2 separate regions of the Mus musculus genome follow, and region 2 is linked to region 1. A link is a loop called in an ENCODE intact Hi-C map of the cell type or tissue named here. Cell type or tissue: heart. All regions are shown on one strand.

What was found. A loop is a pair of places that touch in the nucleus more often than their neighbours do. Peaks named below come from ENCODE experiments on the same cell type or tissue, not always from the same donor. Only the 100,000 strongest peaks of a DNase experiment are listed, where the experiment ranks them.
Region 2: it touches region 1 in a loop (3-fold over the local background); 2 of 42 quality-filtered maps call a loop at or near these places.

What each region holds. Positions count from the first base shown.
Region 1 is chr3:65,662,411-65,670,410 of GRCm38, forward strand. It overlaps Lekr1 (leucine, glutamate and lysine rich 1), which reads left to right and starts at 3,818. Exons shown (of 13, transcript NM_001166659.1): 1 at 3,818-3,901; 2 at 6,680-6,768. The coding sequence starts at 6,721. In heart, no CTCF peak of the experiment used is centred here; a DNase peak (open chromatin) is centred at 3,801; H3K4me3 peaks cover 1,255 bases; H3K27ac peaks cover 1,704 bases.
Region 2 is chr3:65,986,542-65,994,541 of GRCm38, forward strand. It overlaps the pseudogene Gm19024. Among named protein-coding and RNA genes, the nearest start is that of Ccnl1, 32 kb to the left of the region's middle. In heart, a CTCF peak has its summit at 4,651 (motif pointing left); no DNase peak of the experiment used is centred here.

The DNA of each region.
Region 1 (8,000 bases):
TAGGTGTTAAATTGCCTTCATTAGAGCTTATACCTTCATATTTTAAAAATATATGGATGTAACAAATATTGAATTATATTGACACAATACATTTTTAAAAAATGAAACACTTACCATTAGTGAGGAGTCCAAAGAAGATACATTTATGGTCATAAAACATTTTGCTGTAGTGAGTATCTTTTAAAAAAATGATTATTCATTTTTATTTTATGGGCATTGGTGTCTTGCCTGTATGAACATCTATGTGAGAGTGTCAAATATCCTTGAGTTGGAGATACAGAAAGCTGTGAGCTGCCATGTAGGTGCTGGGAATTGAACCTAGGGTTCAACTGAACTGAACCTCTGGAAGAGCAGACAGGGCTCTTAACTGGTGGGCCATCTCTCCAGCTCCTGTAGCGGTGTCTTAATTTTCACATTTGAGAGTAGACAGTTATCATGCAAGCATCTAGCTTGTCTCATTAGAAATATGTTCAAAAATTAAAGTCTAAGACTCAAACAAATTCAAATTTGTTACACAGTTTGTTCCTGTACAAACAGCAAAGCCTTGGAAGTTCTTTCTAGAGAGATGCCACTCAAACTCCAGGACCTTTACTGCATCACATACTCAACTTTATATTGCATCTATGGGATGAATAAAAAAATACAGAGCTCAAGCCTAAAAATAGTATTTTGTGGTCTAACTCACTTCTAGACCACAGCTTTTGGGGGCTCAGTATGCAAAACAGCTTTATAAGGCAATCTGCAGCTTTAAGTGTGACAGCACAGTAGAGGCAAATGTGTTGGGGCGGGTAAAACAAAGCCAAGTGGTCTTTGCAGCTAACCTCTTTTGAAAACTAGAAGCTGTACGGGAAACGTCATGAAGAAACCACGTTTGAGACATGTGTCTCTAACCACAGTAGGCAAACGTCCCAGGAGGACTGGCTGTCTGGCAGAGACAACTAAGGCAACACGTGTTTCCACGTGCACTCACCCTGGATCCAGTGCACCCCTGTGTTTACATGATGGGCCATGCCCTTGGCCACTTCTATCATTTGGGTGAAAGTAAACAGTACGTAGCACCTGACAGCGTTAGGTTTGGAAGGGTTCTCAAGCAAACGGAGCATTGTGCATGAAGTGCCTGGCAAACAGAGAGAACCCAATACATGCTGGCGTTTTAAAAATTCTGCACTTGCACTGGACGAAACCCAGAAATAGCAATGAAAGCAGCTGTTGTTTCCAACCTGGGAGGCCCCGTCGGAACCGTTTTATTCAAACTTACAAGAGGACAGAGTTGTATTGTATTGTGACTTGCAGGATGAAAATACTGTTGGACTTCAGTGTAATTTTATCATGCTACCTTTGTACCAGCTAGCATTGACTTTAAAATCAGCCATCTTGGGTGGACTTCCTGCTGGTTTTTAGCAGATTTATAAACAAAGTACCTATTTTTCCTATACTGCTTTTCATAGGTGCATGGGAAAGGTAGGGAGGTTTCATGACACAAGTGTCCCCAAATGACTGTCCCATGTGATAAGTATTTTTGGGAAATCCCTATGACAACAAACACATGGGAGTTCTTATAAACTGTAAGACACCTACAGGACACGTGGAAAACTGAGTCTCATTCATATCCAGACACTCTATAAACTAGGAGGGCACCCCCTGGGGGGTTACTGACCCTCAAAGAGAATAACAATGAAGGGTCACAAAGAAATTAAAAGGAATTTAATTTTTAATTTTCTTTTTAAAACGGTGGCTTGTCTTTAAAAGTCATGGTAAAAAGTGAAATAGCTGCCGAGCGTGGTGGCACATGCCTTTAATCCCAGCACTCGGGAGGCAGAGGCAGGAGGATTTCTGAGTTAGAGGCCAGCCTGGTCTACAAAGTGAGTTACAGGACAGCCAGGGCTACACAGAGAAACCCTGTCTCGAAAACAAAAACAAAAACAAAAACAACCCTTTTTCTTCAGTACTCAAAAGTTGACCTGTGCTAATCTGCTAACCTTTTTTGAAAGTGTATGTATACACACACACACACACACACACACACACACTCACTCACACGTTTCATTTTAGAGGATTTAAAGATTTGCTTTTATATTGCTTTTATATTAATTACAGCATATAACTCTCTCCACTCTCCTTCAAATTCATGGCCTCTCTTTTCTCTATTCTTCTCTCATACATCCTGACTGCAACCTCCCCTCCCTCCATCCTTCCTAGCCCCTTTCTAGCCCCTGGCCTCAACCTCCCCTCTCCCCCAGACTTACTGCCCCTCTATTTCTCTTCAGGAAGGAGCAGGCCTCCCAGTGATATCCACCAAACAGGGCATAACGAGATGCAATTAGATTAGGCACAAACTGTCTTTCTTTTACCCAATTGTTCTTGGATTCAAACATGCATTTGCATATACACATATATTTCCAAATACAACCTGTAGAGGCCACATACTGTTTCTTGTATGCATGTTTTCAAGGGCTGACCATTTGGCATAGGCCAATTGGAAATACACTTCTTATTTCTGTTCTTTCCGGAAGCTATCCTTTCTTTTTAAATTCTTACTGGGTCTACCACTACCTAAACTGGACTTTATATAATAATGAAAACTTTCTGTAGGAGTGCCACATGTGGCACTCCTACAGAAAGTTAGGCTTGTGGCTAATTAGCAATGGGATTTAGGATTGAGAGGGCATTTACAGTGGTAAGGAAAATGGACTCAAGGTGATGTGTAACGAAGAGGCATAGATGAAAGTGAATTATAGCATTTCCATGGGATTTCATCCCATTTTCAGAGGATTGCCTTCCTTTTTAGATACAAGTGCTCGGTAATTATTGTCCAAACTGTAGTTATGTGCCCTATAACAATACTTTTGGTATAAAATTCCTAATATCTAGTGATGTTAGTTACCGAGACATTTTGTGTAGTGTTCGTGGTGATGCTGTCAGAAGCCCTCTGTTTCTAGCCCTCTTGTATATATTCAATGATATACAGTACATAATACTAGTTACTCAATAGTAAGTAACTGTTGTTAGTTTCTGCATAATCTATATCTTTCATGACTTAGGGGAGTATTCACTATTTTCATGCGGTTATTTTCATACTAGTGATCAACCAGCAGCTCCAATAGATCTGGCACTATTTCAAATCACCTGTTCACCTTCCTCTCTCCAATGCCTTTTCTTTCTATTCATGCAAACTATTCTTTAACAGCAATTATTGTTCTTTTCTGCTAGGAAACCGTGTTTTCTTTAGTTACTGGAGGATCAGAACTTTGGACCTCAGATGCTCCTGGAAAAGGAGCAGACTACGAAGACACTAATCATACCAGTGGCCTGTGTTAGTCACCAAGCATCATCTCATCCTGCTTGCTTGTTGCGTAGTAGGTCATCAGTATTTGTTTTATGAATAAAGTATGAATAAAGGGAAGTCGTCAGTGTGTAAAAACAAGAGGCCTTCCATTACTTGAGTGTGCAGTAGCACGTCTCAGTAATACTTCATGAACTAAACCCGTCATCTTGACTTCTTTGGACCAGAATGAAATTCTAAGCAAGCCTTCCCCAGTCAATTCCACTTAAAAGCTTCTTTTCCTTCCGTTCGACAACAATGATTGCCCCTGCAGATGAGGCACATGGCCACCCACTTCCCGCCTCTTCATCAGCCTCGGCTGCCCGTCGTCCCCGCGGGTTCCAGAGCCCCATCCCCGTCCGTCACAGAACCGCGCGTAAATCCGCCCTCTCCTTCGACCCCCGCCACCCGCTCCAGCTTCCGCCTAGCTCGCTTTTGGGACAAATGATGCAAAAGAAGCTCCGCTTCCGCGTCGGCGGGGGCTGTGACGTCACCGCGCCTTGACGTCAGGCCAACGTGCAGCGCGGTCGCCCGGGAGACCAGGGAAGCCGTTTTACACCCTGCGGAGTCCCGGGCTAGGTGAGGGTCATGGCCTTCCTCAGTCCTCAGAGGACCCGGTCGGCGGGGACACAGTTCCGGCGCAGAGACTGGCGGCGCGGGACTGCGGGGCGGCGGGGGTCGGGAGGAGGAAGGCGGGAAGGTGGGGCGGCCTCTCGGCGCCCCAGGCGAGGCCTGGGCCAGCGCAGTCCGGTCGGGCGGTTAGTTTCCTGCAGTGACCTCCTGCTCTCTTGCCCCCGACCTGCCCTTCGGTGAATCACGCCCCCGGAATGGTACTTGAGGAAGGGCCTGGAAGCAGAACCTGAGTTAATGACCGGGCGTGACACCGGTGTAAGAATCGGAAATGAACCACCAAGGGCATTTCTGCGTTTAAGAACACGCACGTCTATCTCGTGACCAGTGTCACAGAGAAGGTTCTCAAACGCACGTAGCAGCGGCCACGTACCTCTGTACTTTTGCCAAGGACAGTTTCCACATATATAATGGGAAAGACCAAAAGGAACTTGTTTGGTTAAAATACTGAATGGGTAACTTAAAAATCACGTTTTCTTCTGCTAAAGAGCAAACAGCCCTACACTTCTTGAAAAGCGGAATTATATGTGGATTCTACTATTCTTTTCACGAGTAGTCACATCTTTATAAAGACCCAATGGACTTTTCTAATCGGCTTACAAGCTGTTTCTTAAAATATAGGCAATAACAAAAATAAACGTTAAAGAAAGTAGTACCCTTCTAGTCACCTTGGGAATTTTAGGTGCCCACCTCTTAGTTGTAATCATCAGCATGCATTGCTTAGCAGAAAAGCACCTAGTTATTACAGTCTGCACTCACAGTTTACATGGGTTTACAATAAAGTGTCTTTATATGAGGACAAGTTACACATGTTCTTGGGACGAATCCAATGAATGTATCTTGCCTGTAATCTTGTTACTATGTCTTGTGCGATGTGCATTGACATCAGTTTCTCCTCCACTTCGTTTTAGAGGTCTTTCAAATTTACCAGGGTGCTATTTTTAAATTTTTCTTTCATAGCCAGAAGCCTGCCACTTCTGGTGACATAGTAATATGTTAAGAGTAGTCACAGCGAAGGCATTAAATAATAAACATCCCACTGGTACCTTGAATTTATACGTTATTTAGGTCCATGCTTGCTAATACTTTTGTGGATGGCACTTTAAGAGGAGATATAGTTGGCTGTATAAGGGAAAAATATTCCTGTGGAGCCCAAGATACTATCATTTCCATTCACCAATGATGGCTTAACTGAAGATAATGCCTTCTGGTTTCTTGCCATGTGACTATGACAGTATATGATTATGTACTTGGTCACTTGGACCCATGTCCACATAATTACCATTACTCCCGTGGTTGGCCTCAGTTAATATTACCAAGCACACACGTGGGAAGACAGCTCACTAGTTTTGTTTGTTTTAAATAGTAGCTTATTGAAATGAGGGATATTTTGGGCTAACACAGGGTTGAGGAATCTCTCCTCCACTGATGGTTGCATAGTTTACAAAAATAACACCAGCATTATTTTTTCCTTCACTCTCTTGCCCCTAATTTAACTCAATCTTAGGAAGCCTTTGCTGATTTCCCATCCCCCACCCAAAAGATAGGTCATTATCCTCTCTTGACTCTCACATTGCCTGTGTTCTGCAGACACGGGCCTTAGACCATCTTTTCTGCTGTGGAATCTGTGTTTCTTTCACTTGAATCTGTTCCACTCAACCATTCTGGCCTTGACATCTTCTACCTCTCTCTCTCTCTCTCTCTGACATTTGGTTAGTACAAATCCATGTGTGTATTCATGTTCATAGGCACACCTGTGTATGCATGTTTTTGTATGTGTGGAGGCTGGAGTTTGATGCCCAGTGTCTTCATCACTCTCTACCTTACAGGACCTCTCACCTGAGTTCTGAACTGGTCAGCCAGCTCAGTGAGCCCAGTCGCCCAGCTTGCTTCTAGGATCCCTGTCTCTGCCCGCCAAAGCTGCTATTTCTACATTTATGGGTACTGGCATTACAGTGCGTGGGCTTTAATCAGTAAGCCGTTCTTAGTTCCCTTTACTCTTTCCGTGGACAGAGAGGCAGACTCTTCATCAAGAGTGGATTGGGTATTCTTTGTCCAATTTGGAAAAACTCTGAAGAAAGAAAATAATGTCTCTGTTGTCTGTGGTTTCATGAAAGTAATAAAAAAAAGTTTTATATTGAATTGTTGGTATTAGCAAATGAAAATCTGTTAAAAGTAAAATCTAGATAAATTTATGTGGATCTCCATCTCTGTTACAGTTGCTATGTTGTCTCTGATGCTTTGGTGGCTCTTCGGCTCAGCGCCTGGATTTCATAACTTAGTAACTCTATTTTTTGTACTCTATAATTTAAGCAAGCCTCGATGGCACAAGCATTTTTTTTTTCTTATCCTGCTGAGCTATAATACGATATTATTTGGTCTTGATATCTATAATTTTTCAGAACAACACTGAAATAAGTCTACTTAAAATCCTACAGTTACTCTGCTGCAAAACAAATAATTAGTAAAGCACTGTTATTATTTTACTATTAGTTTATACACTTCTGAAAGAAAAGGTATATAAGTCAATAATTGAAATATCTTTCTGTGTGAGTGGCTTAAAAACTAGCTGAGGAAACTTAAATTGTAGCTTCTACTGTGGAGTTGGAGAAACAAGCACCTTTGAAGTGTTTCTTGCCAGTTCGTCCTCAGATACTAAGAAAGTTTAAGTCATTTGAATTTCCTTGTCATTAAATGAATTCTGACTATGGCCATCAATGTTTTCAGGCTGTTTTTCTGCAGTGCTCTCTCAGTACGTTTGGGGAACTATGGATCGTCACATTCCCATGCATGCCTTACCTGAAGAAATCCAAAAGGTATGATGTGGCATTATAAGAGCGTAACATTAGGAGAGTCTCAGCGGTTAGATCATTGTAAAATACTGGAGAGTGAACTTAGAGAACTACAGCAGAACCAGGGATGAGTCTGCGGTGGGAGGAGTAGCCACGCTGGAACGTTGACTGCACAGAACGTGTAACAAGACAGATGCAGAATCTCACTTCTGGCTTTAGAGTCCCAGTGGAAGCAGATTCTAGACTTGTTTATAGCCTTTTGTGATTTCTTTTCATGATGCATTTTCACGTACATTAATTCTCATCAACCACTGTGTGCCAGGTGCTGCTTAATTGTGTTTTGTTTTAGATAGGATCTAATTGTATAGCATTGGCTGGCTTAGAACTCATGCATAGACCTGCAGGCCTGGAATTCACAGAGATCTGCCTCCCTTTGCCTCCTGAGAGCTGGGATTAGAGGTGAGCACCACCATACCTGGTTTAGATACGATTGTAATCAGTTACCAATCCGTGTTGTCCTTTGTTCTATCCAGATGGAGATTGTGGCTGGGCAAGGAGATACTTTTCCAGGATTCCTTAGTATTTTGAGTGTTGGCAGCAGGCAGGTGGGAACAAAAGCAGGTAGCACTCTGCAATATTCAGCTCTCAGGAAGGCCTCAAGTAGCAGGAGCCTTAGCTTTAGAAGTGTTTGAACTCCTGTACAGGCTTAGAGGTCCAAGACCCTTAGCTTTACAAGTATTTCAGCTCTTGTGTGGACCTAGGGAGTTAGGATTCCTAAGCCCTTGGTGGTAACCAGTTTTAAAACCCCTAGACCTGGGGACTGTTTTGAGGACCCCTGGCTCTAAAGACACTCTACTTTCTGAAACTCTTTGTGACCAAGGCCTGCAGTTCCTCTTGCTGGTCCCTCACAAGCTCCAGTTCTTCAGCTTCCTGCCTTTTCTGTGTTTCCACGGTTCCTCTCATTTTCACCTTGACCACCTTCTTGGATTATCCAGTTGCTCTTGTTGCTGTGGCCTCTGGTTGAGTTACCGCTGCCATTTGGCAGGCCGTATGACCAGACTTTTGCTGCTGCCCTGGGCACATGCACAGTTCAGTGGCTGCACATCTTTGACAGCTGCCACTCTGCAGCTCTGCAGCTTGGCCTGTTGGCTGCCCGGCTCTCTGCAGCTTGGCCTGTTGGCTGCCCGGCTCTCTGCAGCTTGGCCTGCTGGCTGCCCGGCTCTGCTCTTGCCGCAGTTGTCAGCTGGCTGGCTGCT
Region 2 (8,000 bases), 320 kb after region 1:
GAAAGGAGTTTGAGCCAGAACAGCTGAGTTGAACCAGCCAGCCAGAGTTCAGAAAGAGCTAGAAAGCCTCTGAGATGACAACTGCTTCTGTCAAGTAAAAGTTACATTTACATACAGCCAACATCCTGTCTCCTTAGGCAGTCTTCTCTGTCACCAACGCTGGTGATATTTTCCTCTCCTTAAGCTTTGTATTAATTGGTCTCAGACTTCTGGGACAGATTTTGACCAAGTGGTTGTCATTGAAAATACCTATTAAGGATATAGAGGGATGATGGCTCAGTGGTTAAGAACATTTGCTGCCTTTGCAGAGGACCAGAATTCAGTTTCCAGAACCCATGGTGGATGGCTTATGGTCACCTACAACTTCAGCCCCAGGAGACCCAATGCCTTCTTCTCATGTCTGAGGTGTGTGTGTCCGAGCTCAAGTACTAATAATACCTACAACTGCTACACACAAGCCCATGGTCTATAAGGTATTTTTTTTCTTCTGAAGGTTTTGGTCTGTGTTATTAATATTAACAGGTTCTTCACTTCAATGGCTAGTTAAGCTAAACATTTCTGAGGTGGTCTATCACTGATTAACACTGTGGTCAATATTGGGGGCAGTGTTAATGTAGCCTCCTGAGCATTCTGGGAAATATTGATGACCCCAGCAGCCCTCCCATCCATGCTTTGATGGCAGGCACGATAGTAGTCTGTCTTATAAACTATAAAATGACCCAAGGGAGGACAGTTGCTCAACATACATGGGCTTGCTTGGGAAGCTGCCAGAGGTACCAGCTTTTAGGAATGCAGAGCTATCTTCTAGTATCTCACCAGAATGATACTGAACTCTTCCTTTAGCTCAAACAAACTTGCAAGCAGTGTGAGTTGTAAGTTTACCTAGTGTGTGGGCATTGCTAGTCTTGACATCAAGATAATCACCTGAGCAGTGAAACCAGCTGCCTCCATTGGTGAGTCACGAATACTGATACGGAGACAGGAGGGAAGGTGGGGACAATATGGAGACGTGGGAAGGAGCCTTCTTCTCAGAGGCTTCTCACAAGCTGAGAATCAAGAATCCCGACAGAATTAACAACGCTTGCTACAGCCTTTCTCCTTTCCCAGCTGGAAGTGGTCAACGTTCTTGGAACCTCATCAGATTATTTATAGTACATATTCTTTTACTTTATGAAACCCCAGTGACTCCTGATTTTCTGTTATCAAATTATAATAATCCTATCTAAGTCACTACCAGAGCTACCCTATAATATCATTTATCTGAAAGACAAAACAAGGAAAATCAAGTTTCCTAGCAACCCTTTGAAAGCTACCACTATGTATGAGAGGCTAAGATACTTAACTGTGACCGTCCTTGCTAACCAGACCCATACTTGGGTATATACCTTAGTCTTCCCCCAAGCTTCTCTCCTTTTAATACCTAGGAGGCAGGGATGGGCAGATCTGTAAATTGGAGCCAACCTTTTGTGCATATTGAGTTTTAGGCCAGCAAGGGCTATATCCTGAGAACCTGTTTTTAAAAATGGACTGGAAAAGTTCCTCAATTGTAAAGTCACCTACTGGCAAGTATGCTGACCTGAATTTGATATCTGGGACCCACATGTTGGAAGGAGAGAGCTGTAGGTGCAAACCATGGTTAGTATGTTCACCCATATGAACAAAGCACATAAATGAAGATGTTATAAAGAATTTAAAGGTCTTTAATAAACTACAAATCTTTCTTGAGAACCCCACAAGCGTGCTTTTGGGTATGTTTTATTTTTTCCTGCAATGACTTCTCTCTCTCTCTCTCCTCTCTTTCTCTCTTTCTTTCTTTCTTTCTTTCTTTCTTTCTTTCTTTCTTTCTTTCTTTCTTTCTTTCTTTCTTTCCCTCTTTCTTTTGGAAGGGTTTCCCTGTGCAGCCCTGACTGCCCTGGAACTCACTCTGTAGACCAGGCTGGCCTCGAACTCAGAGATCTGCCTTCCACTGGATCTCAAGTGCTGGGATTAGAAGTTTGTACACCACTTCCCAGTAGGCTTTTTTTTTTTTTTTTTTAAATGAAGCCCAGCTCTGCTTCTTACTGGCTTATCCTGAAATTACTTTTTCTTCTGAAACCAAGGATCTGGTTTTACTTGAACTGAGGTTCGTAAAAGATTAAGGGAATTCCTCAGGCTTCTGTGGGTGATAGTGTGGGCCTGTGTCCGCTCCCTGCTGCTAGCAATGCTAGTAACATTGCATGGTGAACATCTTTTAGAGACACTTTCTTGACACTGAAGCATATTTGTTCTCAAGACCTTCACCCAAAGCTTTACAGTGCATTTCAACAGACTTCACTTGTGACATTAATTGGAACAAAGGTAACCACCGTGCTGTTTGGAAATACTGATCACCACGTGGTCTACTGGGACTATATGGATACCAGTAATTTTTAAATAACTGTATTTGTAAATACAGATTCAAAGGCTTTAACAGCTAGGCAAGTTGTTGGTAGAATGTAATCCAAGGCTTTTTGCAGTGGGCATCCACTGGCACTGCCATCTTTATGGGTGAATTTCCAGCTCTGGAGACAAGGCATATTGACATTTAGCTTCATCACGTTGTCACTGTTCCAACTAGAAACTGGCACAAAAACTATCGTGTCAAAGTCTTATCGAGCTTCCTTGTCAGGCTCTGACTTCATGAACGATTTCCTCATGTCCTGTGGATGAAAGGTGACTCTGAGGAATTCATGTTGTTTACGTTGGTACTTAATTGTTTCATACCCAGTGCATAAGCCAAAATGGTGTTGACACAGGTCTACACATTCTTAGAGATTCCAGTTTCAAATCTACCTATGCCAGCAGGCAGGAAAACACAGTCAGCATGAGATCACCTGTTATAAAATGGTTGGGATGAGGTTTCTGTGTGCTGGGGCTTCAGTGCTAGCCACACATCTGCTGATCTCAGATTTCTATAGCTGTCCATCAGATGTCTAGTAATGGTGAACGTCTTCATATCAGTGTCCCCAGTAATGGTGAAACTGATGAGAGCCCTTTTCACTTCCAGCTTTGACTTAGTGGGAGTTTTCATAGAAGTTATGTTTCAGCAGTAAACTCATTATTTGGAGTAGAAAGTTGCTGCCAGGGTCTGGAGAGATGGCTCAGCAGTTAAGAGCACTGGCTGCTCTTCCAGAGGTCCTGAGTTCAATTCCCAGCAACCACATGGTGGCTCACAACCATCTGTAATGCAGTCCTTTGCCCTCTTCTGGAATGTATGAAGACAGATCACTCATATGCATATAAATAAATAAATAAATAAATATTTTTAAAAAAGAAAGCTTCTGGCAATGTTTTTTAGATTTTATTTATTTTACATGTATGTGTACACTGTAGCTGTCTTCAGACACGCCAGAAGAGCGCATCGGTCCCATTACAGGTGGTTGTGAGCAGCCATGTGGTTGCCAGGAATTAAACTCAGGACCTCTAGAAGAGCAGTCAGTGCTCTTAACCATTAAGCCATTTCTCTAGCCCCAGTTGTTGGCAATTATAAATATACTAGCTACAACATGTTTATAATTTCTAAGAAATTTAATGTTGCCACAATATTTAAAAAATATAGTCCCCATTTAATTTTTTTCCACCGGCCTCCAAAAGTATAGTATTAAAAGATTTAGACTCAAGAGTCTATCAAGGGTCAAATATGATCTTGTTTCTCAAAGATGCCTAGTTTAGCTGGGCATGGTGGTGTAGACCTTTGTTTAACCCTAGCACTCAGGAGGCAAAGGCAGGAGGATCTTTGTGAGTAGAGACCAACCTGATCTACTTAGTGAATTCCAGGATATATATATCTACTATGTAGATATATATTACTATGTAGAAAGACCCTATCTCAAATGAAAATCAAAACAAAAGAAAAACAAACAAACAAACAAACAAACAAAAACACAAAATTTAAAAAACTAATGAATCTATCACTAACACACATCTATAATTTCTAAGAGGATCATAATATCCATTGTAAGGTTGTAGCAACAAGCAGAATTTGCAGCTGCCTTTTGTTCCGTTCCGTTCCTCCCTGGCAATCCCTCTGTCAACAGCCTCCTTTCATCCTTATAGAACTGTGAGTACTGTGCCTCACTGAGTAGCTCCACTAGTCTCCTCCACTCTTTCCCTCCCTCCTAGATTAGAGACCTGTGCTCTGGAAGCCAGGTCTTCCATAATGAGTTACTTCCTAATTTCTGCATAAAACATCCTGCCGTAGCTTCTTGCAAAAGCCCCAGTGTTTCTGTATGTGGCTGTACCGAGGCTGTACAGGGCACAGTATTCATTTATAACTTTTCCTTTCCTTTTAGGTTGGGGTAGGGCAGAAATTAAAGCTTGTGTTCAACTCTTTATCTTGTTATTAATCAGTTTTTGTTTGTTTGTGTGTGAGTGTTTTTGAGATGGGGTTTCTCTGTGTAGCCTTAGCTATCCTAGAACTCACTCTATAGATCAGGCTGGCCTTGAACTCAGAGATCCTCCTGCCTCTGCCTCCCAAGTCCTGGGATTAAAGACATGTACCACCACCGTCTGGCTCAGTATTTTTCTTTAGAGGCACCATAAGTGTATTAAATAAGTCTTATTTTTTCATGTAAATAAATGCTCCGCTGGTTAAGACAACTTAGTATGTAACATACTCGCACCATCTAGTGGCCAATATGAATTTAGCATCACTGGCTTTGAATCAGACAGAAGTCTAAACTTGGAAGAACTAGAAAACATTGTTATCTATGTTTGTGGTGTCTCTGTGAACAATCTTCCCAAGTAGAAGAGTATCATGAGACATAAGTGTGGTGTCACCAGCCTGTTAAACCAGCACTAGGAGATGGAGGCAGGAGAATGCCAAGCAAGTTCCAGGTCAACATGGGCTATATAGTGAGACTGTTTCTAAATCCCAACCCCCAACCAAATCCAATCTCATTGGGTAGCCCAGGCCTTTATTCCCAGCACTTGTGATGCAGCAGAGGCAGGGGGAATCTCTAAGTTGGAAGCCAGCCTGGTTTACAGAGTGAGTTCTAGGACAAACAGGGCTACACAGAGAAACCCCATCTCTCTCTCTCTCTCTCTCTCTCTCTCTCTCTCCCTCCCTCCCTCTCTCTCTCTCTTAAAGAATCATCTCTACTCTGTGACATCTACACTTTCATTTATTTTAGCATCTATTTAATTTTATCTTTTGTTTTGAGGCAAAGTCTTTATGTGCATGTAGTTCAGGTTAGCCTGAAATTTGCCACCCATGTGCCTCTTGCATGTTGGGATGACAAGCCCATGACACTGTGGCTAGCTTCATTTAACTCAGTGGCTATCTGAAAAATATTCCTGTGAGACAGAAGATTATCTTATTATTCTTTTGTGTGGGGAAAGGCAAGCCTCTTCTTCCTTCACAACTGCCTTGTCACTGAAGGAGGATTGTAGTGTGTTCCTGCTTCCTTTGAACTGTGTTGTTTCAGTAGTCCAGAGCCGACCTTTCCTAGGAATGAACCAAAGGGAAATTGGCAGATATGATTAAATTGCTGGACCCAATAAAATGAGAGCGGCTCAAACGTAGCCACAGCTGAGACAAGTCGTTAGGGAATAGCACTGCTGGGTTATTAAGACTCCACGTGACCCAAGTCTCAGTCATTCAGCTTAATTTATTATTTAATTAATTTAATAATAAAAATTTATTTTTATTTTGTTTTATGTGTATAAGTACTTTGCCTACACGTATGTCGGTGCATCATGTGCGTGCCTGGGGCCCGAAGAAGCCAGAGGAGGGTATCAAATGCCCTTGGACAAAAAGTTACAAGTGGCTGCCAGCCACAATGTGGATGCTAAGATTCAAACCTCCATTCTCGAGATAAGTGCTCTGAACTGCTGAGCTATCTCTCCAGCCCCAGCCATTTAGTAAGAAAGCAAAGAAAAACAAAACAAAACCCCAAAAGAATCTAAAGATTTCAGACAGACATTTAAAACGCTTTTCTCTTCACAGGACTCCAAACAGATTTTGTTGGTAGCTGTAGAACCTGCTGTGAATATTTCTGTCTCAGCCCAGCCAACTCCCTGAGAGTCCCCACAGTGTCGAAATATCATGCCGTGTGTGAATCACGAGGGCTTGGGCCAAGTGTAAACCGATTAAGGTTTTAAATAGACAAAATTCGAGCTATGACCTGCTACATAACTTAAGTGTTATCTAGTAAGTAGCCATTAGTCCTCAGAATGATTTTGGTGTCTTCTTTTTCTTTTGTTTAAAGGTTAATTTGCCAACTGTCTTTGAGTCATGAATAAGATGGTTGTCCCCACTCTTGAGTAAAGTGGAATTGAAATATTTTTCACCACAGAAAGCCCTTAACAGCTTGAGATGTGCATAATCCCAGCTTTTGTTCGGGGAGCATCTGCTCATATAACCGACTAACAGAACATCTTGTAGCACCAGTAGATATTTTGCTATAGGGTATGTGTCTAGTAAATTAACGTAAATAGTCCATGAACACAATTCTGCACATTGGTGAACACAGCTTTAAAGAGCAAGCTGCAGTCTCAAGAGCTTGAAGTGCATGAGAAACATGCCAGTTAGCTGCACACTGTGGACAGCAGGTTAGTGTGACAGCAACCGTGATGGAGTGAGAGCAGAAGCCAACACACACAATACCAGGCCACTCTGACTCATCCCATCTTTTCAACAATATAATGACAGAGGAGAGAGATGCTGCTCTGATTACATTTTTTTTTCCTCTGTGTAGCCCTGGCTGTCCTAGAAATCGCTCTGTAGGCCAGGCTGGCCTAGAACTCACAGAGATCTGCCTGACTCTGCCTCTCAAGTATTGGGATTTAAGGTGTGTGCCACCACTGCCCAGTGATACTGTTCAACTTTGAGGCATGAAGCAGTTAAATTGCATGCTCACCAAAGAGATACTGACCACATTGTTGGGATTAGGCTGTGTCTGCTCCAAATTACTCCATATTGTGTAAAATTGTTTTTTTTTTGTTTTATGTTTATTTGTTTGTTTAGTTTTGTTTTTGGACTTGCCTTGCTTTGAGAGACTCCATTCTACAAGGAGTGCTTGAGCCCATTTTTGAGGGAGAAGGATGACTGCAGCCTCAGAAACACGTGTAAACCATGCCATCTATGTGGCTCCACCCAGGCAACACAGACCAACGAGTGACTTATTCCTGGGAGTAGAAAGAATGCCACACTACGGGGTTGGAGAGATGGCTCAGTGGTTAAGAACATTCACTGCTCTTGGAGCACACTGATTCAGATATCAGCTCCCACATCAGGTAGATAACTGGCTACAGCTGTAGTTCCAGGGTATCTTATGCCCTCTTGTGGCCTCCTGGGATACCTGTGTGTGTGTGTGTGTGTGTGTGTGTGTGTGTGTGTACAAACAAAGTAGGTCTTAAATAAAGAGTGCTTTAATATAAATTTTTTATGGTGAGCTGAGACACATGGGAGCATTGAAATCCTGTCAGGAAACAGGCCCAAGGACTTGCCAGGCTCACCCTCAAAGAGAGGAAGGGTATAACTTCCTCATCTAGATCCCATGAAAAGGTAGACACTTCACACTGTGATGACAACAGCCCATCCTGTCATCTGACTCCCAAGTGTCTACAGTATGTAGCAAGGATGATAGGGAGAGGACTCCTGGCTGTCTCAGGGCCCCAGTGCCACTCAGTCCCCTCCCCCTTTAAAGACACGGTCTCTATGTGTCTCCTGGGTGTCACAGAACTTGCTATGCTGACCAGGCTGCTCTCTAACTCTCAGAGATCCACCTGTCTCTGTCTCCCAAGTGCTGGGGTTAAAGGTGTGTGTCACCATGCCTGGCCTTCAGTCCCTCCTCTTGACACAGTTTACTCAATTGTCATCCACCTGTGCCCTTGTTTACCTGTCTGGGCCTGGCCACCTCTCGACCCATTCCTGAATCTGGACCCAGTCTTCTCTGTGTCCCCCTCAGTTGTGCAGCTGCAGTCCAGACGCTGTGACCACAGTGGCTTCTCCAGCCTGGTTTGTCACCAATAAGGAAGCT